3 separate regions of the Mus musculus genome follow, and regions 2 and 3 are each linked to region 1. A link is a loop called in an ENCODE intact Hi-C map of the cell type or tissue named here. Cell type or tissue: heart. All regions are shown on one strand.

Evidence for each region. A loop is a pair of places that touch in the nucleus more often than their neighbours do. Peaks named below come from ENCODE experiments on the same cell type or tissue, not always from the same donor. Only the 100,000 strongest peaks of a DNase experiment are listed, where the experiment ranks them.
Region 2: it touches region 1 in a loop (1.8-fold over the local background); 4 of 42 quality-filtered maps call a loop at or near these places.
Region 3: it touches region 1 in a loop (2.2-fold over the local background); 4 of 42 quality-filtered maps call a loop at or near these places.

The regions. Positions count from the first base shown.
Region 1 is chr13:92,608,257-92,613,256 of GRCm38, reverse strand. It overlaps Serinc5 (serine incorporator 5), which reads right to left and starts at 2,119. Exons shown (of 12, transcript NM_172588.2): 1 at 1,970-2,119. The coding sequence starts at 1,996. In heart, a CTCF peak has its summit at 2,483; DNase peaks (open chromatin) are centred at 2,246 and 3,306; H3K4me3 peaks cover 3,126 bases; H3K27ac peaks cover 2,744 bases.
Region 2 is chr13:92,701,070-92,706,069 of GRCm38, reverse strand. It overlaps Serinc5 (serine incorporator 5), which reads right to left. Exons shown (of 12, transcript NM_172588.2): 9 at 4,327-4,393; 10 at 520-559. It overlaps Gm41018 (a long non-coding RNA gene), which reads left to right. Exons shown (of 4, transcript XR_003950693.1): 4 at 474-3,643. Among named protein-coding and RNA genes, the nearest start is that of Gm41018, 3.6 kb to the left of the region's middle. In heart, a CTCF peak has its summit at 2,450; a DNase peak (open chromatin) is centred at 2,689.
Region 3 is chr13:92,669,803-92,674,802 of GRCm38, reverse strand. The region is part of intron 2 of Serinc5 (serine incorporator 5); the gene reads right to left. Among named protein-coding and RNA genes, the nearest start is that of Gm41018, 35 kb to the left of the region's middle. In heart, no CTCF peak of the experiment used is centred here; no DNase peak of the experiment used is centred here; H3K27ac peaks cover 19 bases.

The DNA.
Region 1 (5,000 bases):
TCTCCATTAAATCTCCATTCTAGAGGCATTTTCTCAGACAAGCGTCTCACCCAACCTTCCCAAGGCTGTTTTACTACCCAGCCTTGTTCCGAGACTCCTGGAACTGGATCTATTGTTGTTTACACGCTTATGGGATGTCCTTACACTTGTGTACACACACAGATCATTGCCAGCAGAGATGTTTGGCTTCCTACAATATATCCTCCTCCTAGCATTTAGCAGGTGCTTGGAAAACAATATATGGATACAACTGAGAGACTCAGCTTCTGATGACAGTGTGAGGTTTGAGGGGTTCATTTTGTACTAGTGGCTGAATCCAGCTAAGTGCATGCTAGACAAGCATTCTAACATTTAGCTAAAGCTCACGCCCTCACATAGCGATATAAAACCATGGTGTGAGCGCTGCTCACTGCACTGAAACCTACCACAGTGAGACCTTCAGCAGCCCTGAGAAACAGAAGTTATGATTCTGTGGGGAATGGCCAGGACTTGGTTCTTTCCAAAGCCCTAAGAGGGGGATTTTAGAAACAAGTCATACATCCTGGCAAAATATCACTCATACCAATATTTTTTAAAACTCACTTAAGTACTAACAATAAATTCTCAGAACCTGAAGTCAAGCACCTGTCAGGAAAGATCTTCACGGGGCTTCCAAGAGAGAAGGGCTGATGGCCCCAAATACATGCAATTACTTACTATACAATGAAAAGGGTTGCATCAAATTGAAGAGTATCACAAAACAACCAGAAAAATGGACTTGGAGGTGCTGCTCAAAGAGCACTTGCCTAGAACTTACAGCACCAGCAAAGAGAGAGAGAGAGAGAGAGAGAGAGAGAGAGAGAGAGAGAATGAATATTTGCAATTTTCTGAAAACAATCTTTTCTGCCCCTCTTGGTCTAAAAAGCCTGAATGGGTCATATTCCTTCGTCCTTCCTTTCCAGACATTGAGGGGACGGGCATCATTTTACTCAAACCAAAAAGCCCCACTTTCCTCATTTCTGAAAAATGCCAGCTTGACATACAGGGCCACCTCTAAGAGGACAGGACTACTATAGGCCACTAAACCTGATGGGTCCAGAGACACAGCTTAACCCCCTACAGCACGTACAGCTGGCTCCCATTGTCCTGACGTTCAAAGTAAACAAGACCAGTCCTGCACCTGAATGCCCACCCACCGCGATCAGATTCGAGGTTTTGTTTTTGTTTTTTATAACCCCTTAAAACCTAACAAAAAGACAACATGGGAGAAAGACATCCAGATGGCTTTACCTAGTTCGCTGTTGTTTTTCTAACCCTGCAGGAAAAAAAAGGGAAATTAGCATTAAAGGGCTAAAACCTAATAATTCTCTCCAGTTAGGAGCCTCCTATGGCTTGGATATCGTGAATTTAACTGGCAAGATTACAAAACAGGTTCCAGCAAGATGAGTTGCAAAGAAGGGAGCGAAGGCTCGTGCCCAGTCAGGGTTGGGTAGGGTCCGGTCGGTAAACCCATAAAGCAGGGCTGAGCCTTCCCTGTGCCTAGACTTGTGTCCGGGAGTTTGCAAATCGGATATCCAGACGTTCTCGTGAATACAGAGCCCCATGTTCTAGACCTGGAGATGCCAAACGCGGCCGCCCTGCTCGGACTGACCAGTTGTGCTCGGAGTACAGAAACAGAGATCTTGTCCAACCCCACGTTTTTCCTGGATTTATCCCACAGGCAGTGCAGTGGCAGGAGAGCTACGGAACTCAGAGCCACTACTCGAGGCTTCGACCGGAGGTGACACGTCCTGGGAACCGATGGGATCCTCAGCTCCAGACCCGCTCGCCCTGCCAGCCCGGAATCCCGGAGGCCGAACACCGAGGTCGCTGGGGTTGCCTCTCGGGCTTCCCCGCGTCCCTTCCCGCCCACAGGGTTTCCAGAACTCGAGCTTGGCTCGCGTCGGTGTCCGCGATTCTGATAACCCGCGCGGCAGCCCGCCTCGCTCACCTGGCCAGCACAGCACCGGGCAGACATCACCGCGGCCGACGACCTCGCCTCGGGGACGCTGCCCGCTGGGCCCGTCACTCGGGCCCTCTCGGCTTGGTCCGCGAGCGCGCGACTGAAGAAGCTCGTCTTGCTTCCTATCCCCGAGCCCAGCAGCCCAGCTGAGAGCCCCGTACCCTGGCCCGAAAACAACCGCCGCCAAGCCCCGCCCCACAGGCTCCGCCCTAAGACCGCCCCGAGTGTAGGTTCCGCCCCATATCCTAGGCCCCGCCCCTTGAGCGGCCCGGCGGATGGCTATGGCCCCGCCCCTTTCCGGGCAGCACAGTGGGCTTCTTCCTCTCTGGCACTTCCGCCGGAGTTAGACCAAGGGAATGCAGTCTTTACAAGCTCTCGGGTTTTACTGACCCGCCGGGTTTCGCGGCGCTCCTCCGCCCCGGATCCAGTAAACTAGATCCGCTTGCCTTTGGTAGTTAAAACCGTAGCCCTAGAGGAAGACTCCCTCCCGAATGCCCTGCGCTGGTCCCTCCACGAGGGCGCCACTGGTATGGGACTGCGATCGCCTTACTCCTCAGGCATCTACCAGATCCACGTTCGGGAAACCCCTCTGTTCCCGCACCCCCTCAGATGCCAGGTCTCCCCAGGCGCCTAGCTGTTCCACCTGCTGTTCCCGCGGAACTCTGACCGAGAGTCGATCTGGGAACCTAGGTTGGGGTCCTAGTTGCCTCTCAGCTGACCCACGTTGAAAGGAGGATTCCAACATTTGCTTGTTGGATGCCAAGGGAGTGCCAAGTTTTGCTCTCTACCTGAATCTCTTCTCACGGTTACTTCAAATGTAAAACCATTTCTGTTAGTATGATTTTTACACCAATGCCTTTTTGGTTGGAAGAGTATTTCAGATAAACATTGCTGTACCCGTGTGAGGAAAGTGACAGCGGATAAGTAACTTGAATAGCTTGCCTAAAGCCTTGGGAAGTGAAAACGCCTAGCTGACAATCCTAGCCTAGCGTCTGATCCTCAGGCACAAAACCCAGGACTTGACCTTCCCTGGACAGAGCCTTTGCCTATAGTGTCTTGGGAACTTTAGGAGATAGAAACTAAAAAAAACTGTTTTTGATAATCCGTGCTTTAGTTATTACCAACGCTGAATCTTCTGGCGTCTTAGATCCAGGAGTTTAGAGTAACACACACAACCGAGCCCTACTTGGCGGTTAAGAAAAGTTATGAAGACAGTGGCTGTAACTAAAAATAAGAAGGTGTGGGAGGAGCAACCTGCTGGGTGGCAGCCTGTAACTCAGAGCCAGGACCTCCGCAGGGCTTCACAGCGAGCTCCATTGTTTGCTGCAGGGCGGTCACTAGACTTAGAACTTCAGCCCCTGGGGAAACCGGTCTGACACCAAGAGTTTGTCTTTGTGGGAACCGACCAAGAGGTGGGGGAGGGGGGTAAACTGTCCAAACCTTTGAGCTGGAACTTACCCACTCTTTTAGGAGACCCCTCACCCAGTGTCCCAGTGTCACTGGATTAGGATCAGAGACCTCGTAGTGGACTCCTGTTTTGCTTTTGTTTGTTTGCCAGCCCTATGCAAGCACTAGCTTGAGGGTTTCTGAGTACTGATGTCACTATCCTAGAGAGAGCATGCCTCTTAAAGACCTGGAGAGATAGGGCGTGGAACTCCTTTGTACAGAACTTCCCAGCATGCATGAGTTCCTTCCCCAACATGCCAAAAATAATAAATAGTTTGTGGACATGTCAAATGTACACTAAGATACCCCCCCCCAAAAAAAAAAAGTTAGCAAAAGCCTTAACTTCCAGAGTCAGGAAGTTGCAAATTCTTAGCTTCCCTAAGAACAGGCTGGATAACATGGCCTCTTTGAAGCTCTGGCTTAACCATCACTTGTATTCATGCGGGTGTTTAAATGAAATGAAAAAAAAAAGTGATTTGTGATTTTTGTCTTCTGGCCTCAGCCCCTTCAAGAGTTGTGCGGACTGTGGTGCAAACATGTGGCATGTCACGTACAGCCAGCTTTACTGTTTGTGCTTGAGGTAGGATGCTTGCCTGGTGTGCACTCAAGTTTTCTGAAGATGCTATGTGGTGCCTCTTTCTTAGCACAGTAGTGTTGAAGTCTGGCAGACTAGATGGACCTTCATGATTTTGCAAAGATGGAATATTGTAGATTGAAAAATCAAAGTTATCTTTGGCTTGTTGGACCCCAAATATGGGGACCCCCACTCTAGTCCAGGGACAGGAAGCACCCACGAACACAAGAATCCTCTCTTGTTGTAACACGCACGAGGTTTTATTGGCAGAGCTCTGGGCCGACACGTACCTCACACAGGAGGCAGGGGAGTCGATCCTGGGGCTCGGAAGCTAGGGGTTTTTAAAGAAGCAAAGGGTTAGGAGTATGAGGAATTTTGACAAAGGTACGGGATTGGTTCATTCAAACAATAACAGAAAGATTACAGGTCAGCAAGAAGGGGCATCAGGGCTTTGTTCCTGTGGGCTGGGAGCTTATCTTTGTTCACATAACAACCAGTTGATGTATGGCTTTACCTGGCACCAAGGGGTAATAGACAGAGGGGAGGTTATGGCCAGGTGGTGTTGACTCAGACAAGATAGCCCTGCTTGTCCTCGGATTGAGGGGAGGTTCCGGCCAGATGGTGTCAACCCAGATAATGTAGCCCTATTTGTCCTTGAATACCTTTTCATCTTTACAGCCAAGATGTTCTTAGGAATGCCTTAACAACAGCCCTGCCCTGGCATGCCTGGGGTCTGTTCTGCTTTGTTCTCAGTCCCAGGCCAGGCCGTGGGCTCTTAAACTCACAAGTTACAATATTTCATCTTCCCTCAGGCTGACTTTCGTCCTCTTACTAACCACTTTCTGCCCACCTCCAGTATCATACTATTAAGTAAAGCTTTTGTAATGTATTGCTTGTCAGAGCACTAGCTTCTAACCATAAGTGTAAGTGTTTTGAACACATCTGAAACCTGTAGCTACTTCCCCACTACTACTGTATCCCTCTCAGATAATAGCCTCA
Region 2 (5,000 bases), 93 kb before region 1:
CACATTTCAGTCCGAGTGTGCTGCTAGTAGAAAAAGCCACAAAGGCCACTTATAGCTCTGTTACCCCAGGAACTTGCTTGACTAGATGAGTTAGCAAATACGTTCCAGTGGGGCAGCAGAAAGAGAGCCCTCGAAGACATAAAGAATATTAGAAACTCAGTGGAGAGAGAGCAGCCCATAAACTTTCCCTTCTGTAAAGAAAAGCAAGCTGAAGAAAAGAAATGGCTCCCAAATGAGATGTAGGGACCTCTTGCATTTTCTTATCATCCCTTTAAAAAACATATACACGTTGTATTTTCTAACTCTCATTTACCTTAGATAAGAACCAAAGTGAGCAGTGGTTTTTCCCTGCCAGAATACCAATGAAACAGACAAACCCTGAGAGAGATGTGAGAAGTACATAGACAGTTAATCAGCTCTGGAACAAGCAGAGTTAGGCACCAAAGTAATACCTGAACGGCAAATGCCTACAGAGAGAAACCCCAGCCTGCAGGGCCACAGTCGGGCCCAGAACCGTACCTTCTCCATCTGGACCAAAGCAGAAACAGCACCGGGCCACCTGTGAGAACAAAAGCGACCAAGTCAAATGCTGCTTTCTACGTCCCTAGCACTGTATGCCGCCCGACTGGAAAAGCTTCTACCAGACGTACATGTTAGTGCAAGAGATTTGGCTATGTCTCTGTCCCCAGATACACTAGGTACAGCATCAGGGACAGCCCTCAAGAGTATGGGGATGTTCTAGCCAGGTCCCCTTCAAAGGACCTAGTGCTCACCCTAGCTAGCTATTGTGTGACTTCTGGAAGCAAATCCTTGTGAGCCAGCTCACTTAGGCACTGCTTTGGCTGCACAGCTGCCTTGTCCCATAGCAGGCCCTTCTGTGTATCCTCCATCAAATGACTGATCATGGAAGGCAGATAAAGGCCCAGCTAACAGGACATGTAGAACACTCTGAGGCACCACCTGTGCTTGGGAGCACGCCCTGGGCTTAGTCCAGCCTATAATGTCCTTTAACTTTAATTATACTGTGCCTAATTCTGTCTCCTTCCTCTCTCCTTTCTCTCTTCTGCATGTGCTGACCTCTAATAAATTACTAACTGAGACATTCTGTTTCAGTTCCTACCTCTGCACGACTTGGACTGAAACATGCAGCAAAAGAGACCATGCTCCTGCCTCACACTTCCTAGTGTGAGGCCTGCTACTCATCAATTCTGCCTCAGGGGCTGGGACTACGATCATGCTCACAACGGATGACAGTGAAATCAGGCAAATTAAACAGCAGCCAGAAGTCATAAACTAGCTTTAAGACAGAGCTGGGGGGGGGGGGGAGCAGGGGGCGCTGAAGAGATGGCTCAGTGGTTAAGAGCAGTGACTGCTCTTCTAAAGGTCCTGACTTCAAATCCCAGCAACCACATGGTGGCTCACAACCATCCGTAATGAGATCTGATGCCCTCTTCTGGAGTGTCTGAAGACAGCTACAGTGTGCTTACATATAATAAATAAATAAATAAATCTTAAAAAAAAAAAAGAGCTGGGACACATGCGGAACGAGACCTTGGGATTCGTGATTACTCAGGGCACTGAAGCTGACAAGCTGAACTGGGAATGGGATAAATCTGAAGGGCAGATTAGAGGCAGCTGGTGGGCGGGAATGGCTGCACCCCTGTCCTAACTCAGGAAGCAGAGGTAGAAGAATCCCAAGTTAATGGATGGTCCGAGCAGTGCAGTGAACTCAAGACTAGCCCGGGAGCCGCAGAGTTCAAAGCAGTCAGCCTGGGTTATGTAGTGAGATCCTTTCTTATAAATCAAACAAAATAAGCAATCAGGCTGCTGATCTGGCTGTGGATACAGAAGGCTGGAATTCTTGCTTCTTTAGTACATTTTGAATTTTATATCATAATTCCTACTTGTTCAAAACAGTAAGCTCAAAGAAAAAGAGACAAAATTATGAAAGTTTATTACATGATTGCAGGAAGACTGATAAACAGAATAAGAAAGAACGGAATGACTACACTTACCAAGACCATCTGAGAAGCAATGGTCTTTCCTATCTCTATGGAATAGGGCTTAGCTACAAAAATCCCAGAGAGCCAGAGCTGAGGGCCAGGAGAACACAGCCTTTCATCCCTCAAGTCCCGCTGGAGCTTTTGCTTCCTCCTGCTCCACAAGACTTGGATGCTGTGAGGCAGTCTACAGTTCAGAAGTCAGTGGGCCCACTCTATTCATTCCCGTTTCTTTTGAAGCTTAAGTTACCACAGAAAACATGAGCTTGGTCTTTCATAGGCAATGATGTGGGGGCACGAACCCACTTGCTTAGAAGCAAACAGTGGGCGGCTTCTCCCTCAAAGGAGAACAACTTTCTCTCTTAAATCTAACCTGGGGACTTGCTGCTGTTTGAGCTTGAAGGCTGTACACAAAGGAGACATTGAAACCATAATGCTCACACCCCCAGCAGGTGGCCACCCAGTCAATGGTAGGAACAAAGGCACAAAGAAGGCTTCTGCAGAGCATGCTCCTCTGTAACAGACAGCAGTAACCTATTCAAGCCAGCACAGTTTCCTCCTCTGCATTCTGAGGCTGGCAGGATAACAGGCCTTCATAATGGTGCACTATCTCTAGGCTAGGCACTGGAAAGGCATCCCAAATGGCCAGCTGCAGAGCCAAGTGCCCATCCATATCTGGAAAGACACCAGGGCTTGTCCGTCCAGTAAATGCTATTTGAATGGATCCAGTGGCCAGACGCCAGCAAAGTCAGCTGCAGGGACTGGGACAGGAGGGGCTGGGACAGCAGTGGTGCTCCCAGGCAATGCGCAGTCAAGAACACGTACCCAAGGGCCCATCCTGGGAAATGGGAATGCTCTTCCCTCTGTGAAATGCAAGGAACACTGCTTTTGTGAGGACGATGTGAAACTACACGGCTTTAGACAGTCAGCACCTGTAAGTGCTAAATGACTGAGCAGTCACTGCAGCCCCAGGTTCTGGGCAGCCTTGAGCTCACAGAGAGGTTTTCCTGCCTCTGCCTCCTAAGTGCTAGAATTAAAGGCGTGTGCCACCGCCACCCTGGCTGCCAAGTCTCATCTTAACTGTCCTGTATGGTTGAGTTTTCTGACTATGGTTCATGTTTCACCAAGAGCTCCAGAAAAAAAAAAGACTTCTACACAGGAAAGGGAAAACAGGAAATGTTTTGACAGTGAGCTAAACACTCCCTCAGACCTTGACATGGAGGTGAATGGCGTGATCTATACGCTTACAGTTCCTCACTGAATGACAAGTGTGTGCTGGAACTGACCCATAACTGAGGTGTCAGCGTTCCCGCTGTATGTGCAGTGTGTGCAGAACGTGCTCGGCTCTCTTCCTTGCCTGTGTCTTCCTCCAGAGCGCTGATACATAACCCCACAGCTACGCTGCACGTGGGGAATGCAGACGGGCGTCAAGCAGGTGTGTGGTTTAGAACTGACAGAAAACCTACGCCATTACAGCCAAAGAGACTAAACAAGGGGTGGCTGAACATGGTTCCCCGAGCTTTAGACTCGGGGTGGGTGCAGAGTGCCAAGCCAGTGGCAACACTGTTGACGAAAAATTGAGAGTTCTCTCATTTTAACACATAGGACAATAGTTCTTTTTGTATACAAAAATCTTATTCTTTCTTAGACAGAAAAACAGAACTATGAGTGCCAAAAAAAAAAAAAAAAATCAATACACTGCAAAGGAAAATTAGTCTTCTCACTGGGTATACAAGCCAGACTTATACTTATCTCCTGCCCAGGCCCACACCCAGGCAAAGATGACCAACACAAAACAAGCTCAATGGGGTTTGTGTAGCCGCCTCATCTGAGCATTTCCTGCCTTATTCAGCACGGCTCACGTGTTAGCCTTTCTGAGTCTGTGTTTGTATAGGCTTAGTATACATACGGGCACCACGGACATCTCCACAAGTGTCTAAGTGTTGCTTGTGTGTTTTCTCTTTCCTGTGTTTGCTTTGGATTTTTGTTTTAATTGGCCTGGTGGGTGTGTGTGTGTGTGTGTGTGTGTGTGTGTGTCTGTGTGTCTGTGTGTGTGTCTGTGTGTCTGTGTGTGTGTGTGAGAGAGAGAGAGAGAGAGAAGCATGGAGTTGGATTGGGTGGATAAAGGGTGTGGGGGGCGGGAAGAGAGAAGGGAGGAGACACCATGATTGGAATATTCTATATGAAAAACTTACTTTTAATTAAAAAAAAACAACAACAACAACAACAAAAACAAAAACAAAAACAAAAACCAAATGCACAAAAGGCTCTCCTGAGAACAGGGCCCTGAGCAGAAGCCGGAAGAGAAGGAAGGACGCGCACTTACTTCCAGCTCTGGCGCTCCGTATCGACTCTGCAGAGCATCCGAGCTCGACCTTGTTGTCGATGTCAAACTAGGAGAGAACAGAGTGCAAGAGCACAGGGAGAAGCTGTCATCTGAGTGGAGGGAAAGCGGCCTGTAAGGCTCCCCATGCCCTCAGCTCTGGGCGCCCCTCTCCCGCCCTGCCCGTTGACACTTGATGGAAGTGTCTCCATCTGTGGATTTATTTAACCTTGCATAACGGTGTCTAGGTGGGCAGGGGTGCGTCTGTTTTTCTCCCTTGCTCTTACTTCCTAAGTAATGATGTCTTATGTTATTTATACTGTATTTGCACTATATCAAACACACCATCTAGAGACAATTTAGCACATCTGGAGGATGTACGTAGAGCTTATGTAGAATTCTGCCTCTACCATTCGATATGTAAGCACTTGACGTGGTGTCGGTGGCAGGGTAGGATGGCATAGGGTAGGGGTGTAGGATCCTGGAGCCAGTCCCCTCACAGCAGGCACTGAAGGATGAACACAAGCTACTGTGATATTCCATTTGACAGCAAGCTTGATGGTGGATTCCACAACTATCTTTGTAAGCACACTGCTCTAGATCATTTTATCCAGACACAAGTTTGCAGATATTGTCAGTCTTTTCTCAACAAGGCTTCTTGCTGCTCCTCATGTTCT
Region 3 (5,000 bases), 62 kb before region 1:
GGGGAGGGATGTCCAATGCTCAAAAGCCTTAAGCAGCATTAACAGAGCCACTCACATCTGTTACATCTGTCCCATCTGTCCTAGAAGCACAGCCTGTAACAACCAAAAATAAAACCCACACTGATGAGAGCCAGCATGTCGATACATTAATTTTAGACTAGTGTGTTGACTGTAGAAAACTGTCCCACTGAACTGCGCCCATTATGATTTCCGTAGCCACGGGGAACAGGTTAAGGTCCTGTGGGGAGTCTCTCCCTCACCTCAGCTATCTATCCAGACATCCCCAGATGGAGTTCACAAGAGTAGGCCAACCAGTCTATTATCAGGGTTTCCTTCCATACACACTCTTGCCTCAAAACTAAGATCTTCCTGCCTCAGCCTGTCAGCCTCTCTACATGCGCCACAAAAGCCAGCTACCAAACTATTGGTTTCCCCTACCTGAGGTTCAGTGCCTTATGTTGTTATCCTAGAACACCTGAGTTTTTGGTACCTATGCTTAATGGTACCAAATGGATAAATCAATGAAAGCAGCAGATTTTAAGCAGTTTTTAAATAATGGGATCAGCAATTGGGCATCATGGTGCTTGTCTGTATTGAAGTACTCTAGAGGGTAAAAGACAGACAGACCACTTGAATTAAAAGCTAGCCTGAACTACAAAGGAAGTTCAGACAAGGCTAGTCTACACTACAAAATAAGATCTTAAAAGATCTTATCTCAAATATACTCTGTCCCTGTCTCTCTGTCTCTTTCTCTTCCTCTCTCCAATGAATCAAAACAAAAGAAAATGGAGCAGAGAATGTACTCAGCAGCTGGCAGTGCACACCTATCATCAAAGTGCCCAGCACTACAATGGCTAGGATAGAAGGTACTACTAGTTCTAGCACATCCTGAGCTATATAGCACATTCTGCTGCTATTCTGGACACAGGCCCTGTTACAAAACCCCACAATCCAAAAAGAATGTACTGAGATTGTAGTGTGGCCAAACAATATCCCTTATACTTTGTAAAAGGACCATCAAAATTAAACCACACCGATCTCACTTTATTTGCAGATATACAGTACACACCTGTAATACCAGCATTGACGAGGTAGAGACAGAAAGGAGTTCAAGGGCATCCCTAGCCATGTACTGAGCTGGAAGCCAGAATGAGCTGTATGAGATCCTTTCTCCAAAACAATGGGTGCCTAGAACTATGGGCAATCAATCTGAGTAATAGCTGCACAATTCCTATGATAAAATAAAACAATAGCAGCAGTGCACTGTAATAAAACAGCCAACATCAATACTCTTACCCTTGGGAGGCATGTAAAAGGGTCACTTGAGCTGAGTTTGATGGCACATTCCTAAAAATCTAAACATCTGGATGCTAAAGCAAAAGAATTACAGGTTTGAGGACAACCTAGGACACTTAGAGAGACCCTATCTTAAAAGAGAGGGGTGGAAAGAAGAGGAGGAGGAGAAGAAGGTGGAAGAAAAGAGGAAGAAGAGGAGAGAAGAGGTGAGGTTAGTTACAGCTTATTGGGAGAGTAACTGCCCAGCACATACAAGGCCCTGGGTTCAATCCCCAGTATCAACCAACAAATATGCAAACAAACAAAGGATTGCTTGAGTAAAAGTACTGATACCACAATAGCAGATCTGATGACCAAAACGTCCACTGAGTGACAGTTGGTGGGACAAAGGGATAATTCATGTCCTAAGCAGGATAGAGTAGGAGAGTGCTGCATAATTTAAAGCTTTGAATTATTTATTTCTGGAATTTTCCACGTAATATTTTTGGATTTCCATTGACCTTAGATAATGAAAACCACAGAAATAAGGCCCCATGGGGTTTGGATGGTACTGTGTTCCCAGCATCCATGAGCTTCCTCCCGTGACTCTGAGCCTAGTTCATCTTAGCTCCTTCTGTGCTGTGGTGTCTGCTCCTCTGGCTCCATTTTTATGGCAGGTAATAGCATTCATTCTAACTGTAAGCACCCGACTATTCCATTTATCTGGGAGTGTTTGGGGGCCAGTCATTTAACGGATGCTTTTGATGGTCAAAGTGAAAGGACTGAGAATAATTCACATTCTCACCTCATCACTTTCTCCCTACCATAGGCAGGACAATCTTTAAAAAGAGCCAGCTCACATCCGGGACCTTCCGAAGGGTTCTGTGCAAGGGATCTGACAGACAAGGACAGTGAACATTACCTACTGTACAGCTCCTGACAAGCTCGTGGTTTCTAGACAAGAGTCAATCTTAGCCCTTGATTCAGAGTCTAGCCAAAGCCTCTCATCATCGCTCAAAGCACTGCCTCAAGTACAAAACAATCTCCCAGCCTCATTCACTATATGGAGGGCAGGAGCAGCAGAGAGGAGCCAAGGCTGGGACTTGCAGGGATTGTTTGTTTCCGGCCTAGAAGACCTCGGATGAAAAATAACATTGTCCCCACCAAGCCATGCTGAGGAGGGATGGGACCAGGGAAAATAAGAAGTGGAACTCCCAGCCCAGGAGACCTCTGCAGCTCCTAGTGATCCACAGGAACTGGGGCTCCACACTACTGACCCACAAAGCATACTGACACGGAACTCAGCTGTTGTTCAAAAGAACTTTTGAAAGTTGTTTCACTCAGCTGGGTTAAAATAATAAACTTAAAATTTCTCCAGAATAAGAAAACAGGTAGCTGCTGAGAATGGGGAGTTTTGCCTGGGTCTAGAATTCAACTAAAACAACCTCTGGGCCCAGCACTTTGAACACTCAACCAACAGAGACCAAACTCAGTCAGAGAGCCAGACTTTTGCCCTTTAGCATGAATCCCTGCTGCTCTGCACCACAAACTGTGGTGTTTTGCATCAAAGTGATATATTTTTCACCAATGATGTTGTCTGTCTTTTGAAGATACACAAAACATAACCCAAGAGTAGGTTTCACTTTCCAGGCAAAACCAAATAAATCGTTTGTGGCTATTCTGTTTTCCTTCTTTGAGCCCAGCTTTTGGCTGAAGGATGGGAAGGAGGCAGGTGGGAAGGTGACCTTTCCAGAAGGAATCATTCCTTCCTGCTACTGTGCCCAGAGAACATTCAGGAGTCAAGGAAGGCTCTGCTTACTAAATGGATGTCACTATTACAAGAAGGCAGTTCCTAGACAGACTCCTCCTCTCTGCTCCTGTATCCAGTGTTTAGGAGACAGAGCAAGCTATGCTTGCTTTAGGCTAGGATGGTTATTTCTGTGATTATCTGGCCAACAAGCAAACCTAGTGATATGAACAGGAAACACTGGTCAAGCAACCAGGGACCCTGGGTTGTAACTAGTGTTTTAAGCCTTGGGCAAACCACTTCACTTCATGAGCTATGTCATCTGTTAGATGACTGGAGAGTTAAAATGACCACTTAGGGCTTTTCTGCTCTTCCCGTCTCCTTTATTCTTCTACCAACTGACTCAAATTATAACCTGTAAAAGACAACACTGTTTCTCAGTGTAACACTTAATAGGCCCAGCTGTTTACTGTCACCAATCACAGATGGGAGCTGCATCCTGGCTTTGCTTATTTCTTTAATTAAACACTTTAGCCTCAGACCTTAGTTCTCAGGATCCCCGTGACTAGGCCAGGAAGGTGAACTATGCACAAGGCTGACAATTATGTCATCATAGCCCTCTGAAAATAGGAGAAAAAGTAGCTTATCTGCCCATCTAGAGTCCTAAACATTGTATGGAAGCATTTCATGAACCACTCCACTCCAAGAACCACCAAAGGAGTGTAAAAAGTCATCAGAACTAACTAGGCAACTAGATGCTGCACTTAGCAAGACTTTCAAAGCCCAAGCAAAGCCGGGAGGAGGTGGCACATGCCTTTGATCCCAGAATTTGGGAGGCAGAGGCAGGTGTTTTTCTGAGTTCGAGGCCAGCCTGGTCTACAGAGTGAGTTCCAGGACAGCCAGGGCTATACAGAGAAACCCTGTCTCGACAAAACAAAACAAACAAACAAACAAACACCCAAGCACAGTAGCTTCGGTGGCTGACAGACAAGCCAATGAGTGACTCCAAGAATCTGGAACAGGATTGATGTGGGAGAAAGAGAAGTAGCAACAGTGCCCTCAGCTCACCCATGGGATCAATTGTCTAGATAAGGAAGGCTGTAGGCAGGAGCCTAGCCTAGCTAACTCATTCATGACTGAATAGAACGCACAGCACAGACTCAGTACCTCAATGCCCTGTCTGTGGAAAGTCTGTGATCAGTACTGGATATAAAAATGGGAAGGAGGAGGAAGACTCTGGCAATGTTCTAAGTGAAGGTACCCATGACAGCTATTCCCAGTTGTCAATTTGACTACATCTGGAATGAACTACAATCCAGAAATGAAGAGCACACCTGTGATCCAGATCTTGAGGCTGGAAGACAGATGCTTTTGATCCGGATCCTGCGGCATCGTGGCTGTGAAAAGCTTAGGCCCAGGCAAGGTGGTACATGCCTTTAATCCCAGGAGACTGAGACAAGCAGACCTGAGTTCAAGGCCAGCCTGGGACAGAGCAAGTTTCAAGAACTGTCTAGGTGTGCTCGTACACACCTTTAGTCTAGGCCATACCTTCTGCTGGAGGCCTACATAGGACACTGGAAGAAGGAAGGCGGTGGCACATACTTGCCAGCACATCTGCTGGAACCTATGTCTTCAAGACTTCAGCTTATACAGAAGACCAGCTGGGATACCCAGCCTCGTGGGATCGAACAACTACTACTAGATTTGTAGCATTTTCATTCACAGCCTCCCATTGTTGGGTTAGTTGGACTGCAGACTGTAAGTGATTCCAAAAAAGTCCCTTACTGTGTAGAGACATTTTTTTTTTCGAGACAGGGTTTCTCTGTGTAGCCCTGGCTGTCCTGGAACTCACTCTGTAGACCAGGCAGGCCTCGAACTCAGAAATCCGCCTGTCTCTGCCTCCCGAGTGCTGGGATTAAAGGCGTGAGCCACCAAGCCCGGCTCAGGGTAGCCTTTAAGGCACAGGTAGAGAGATCAC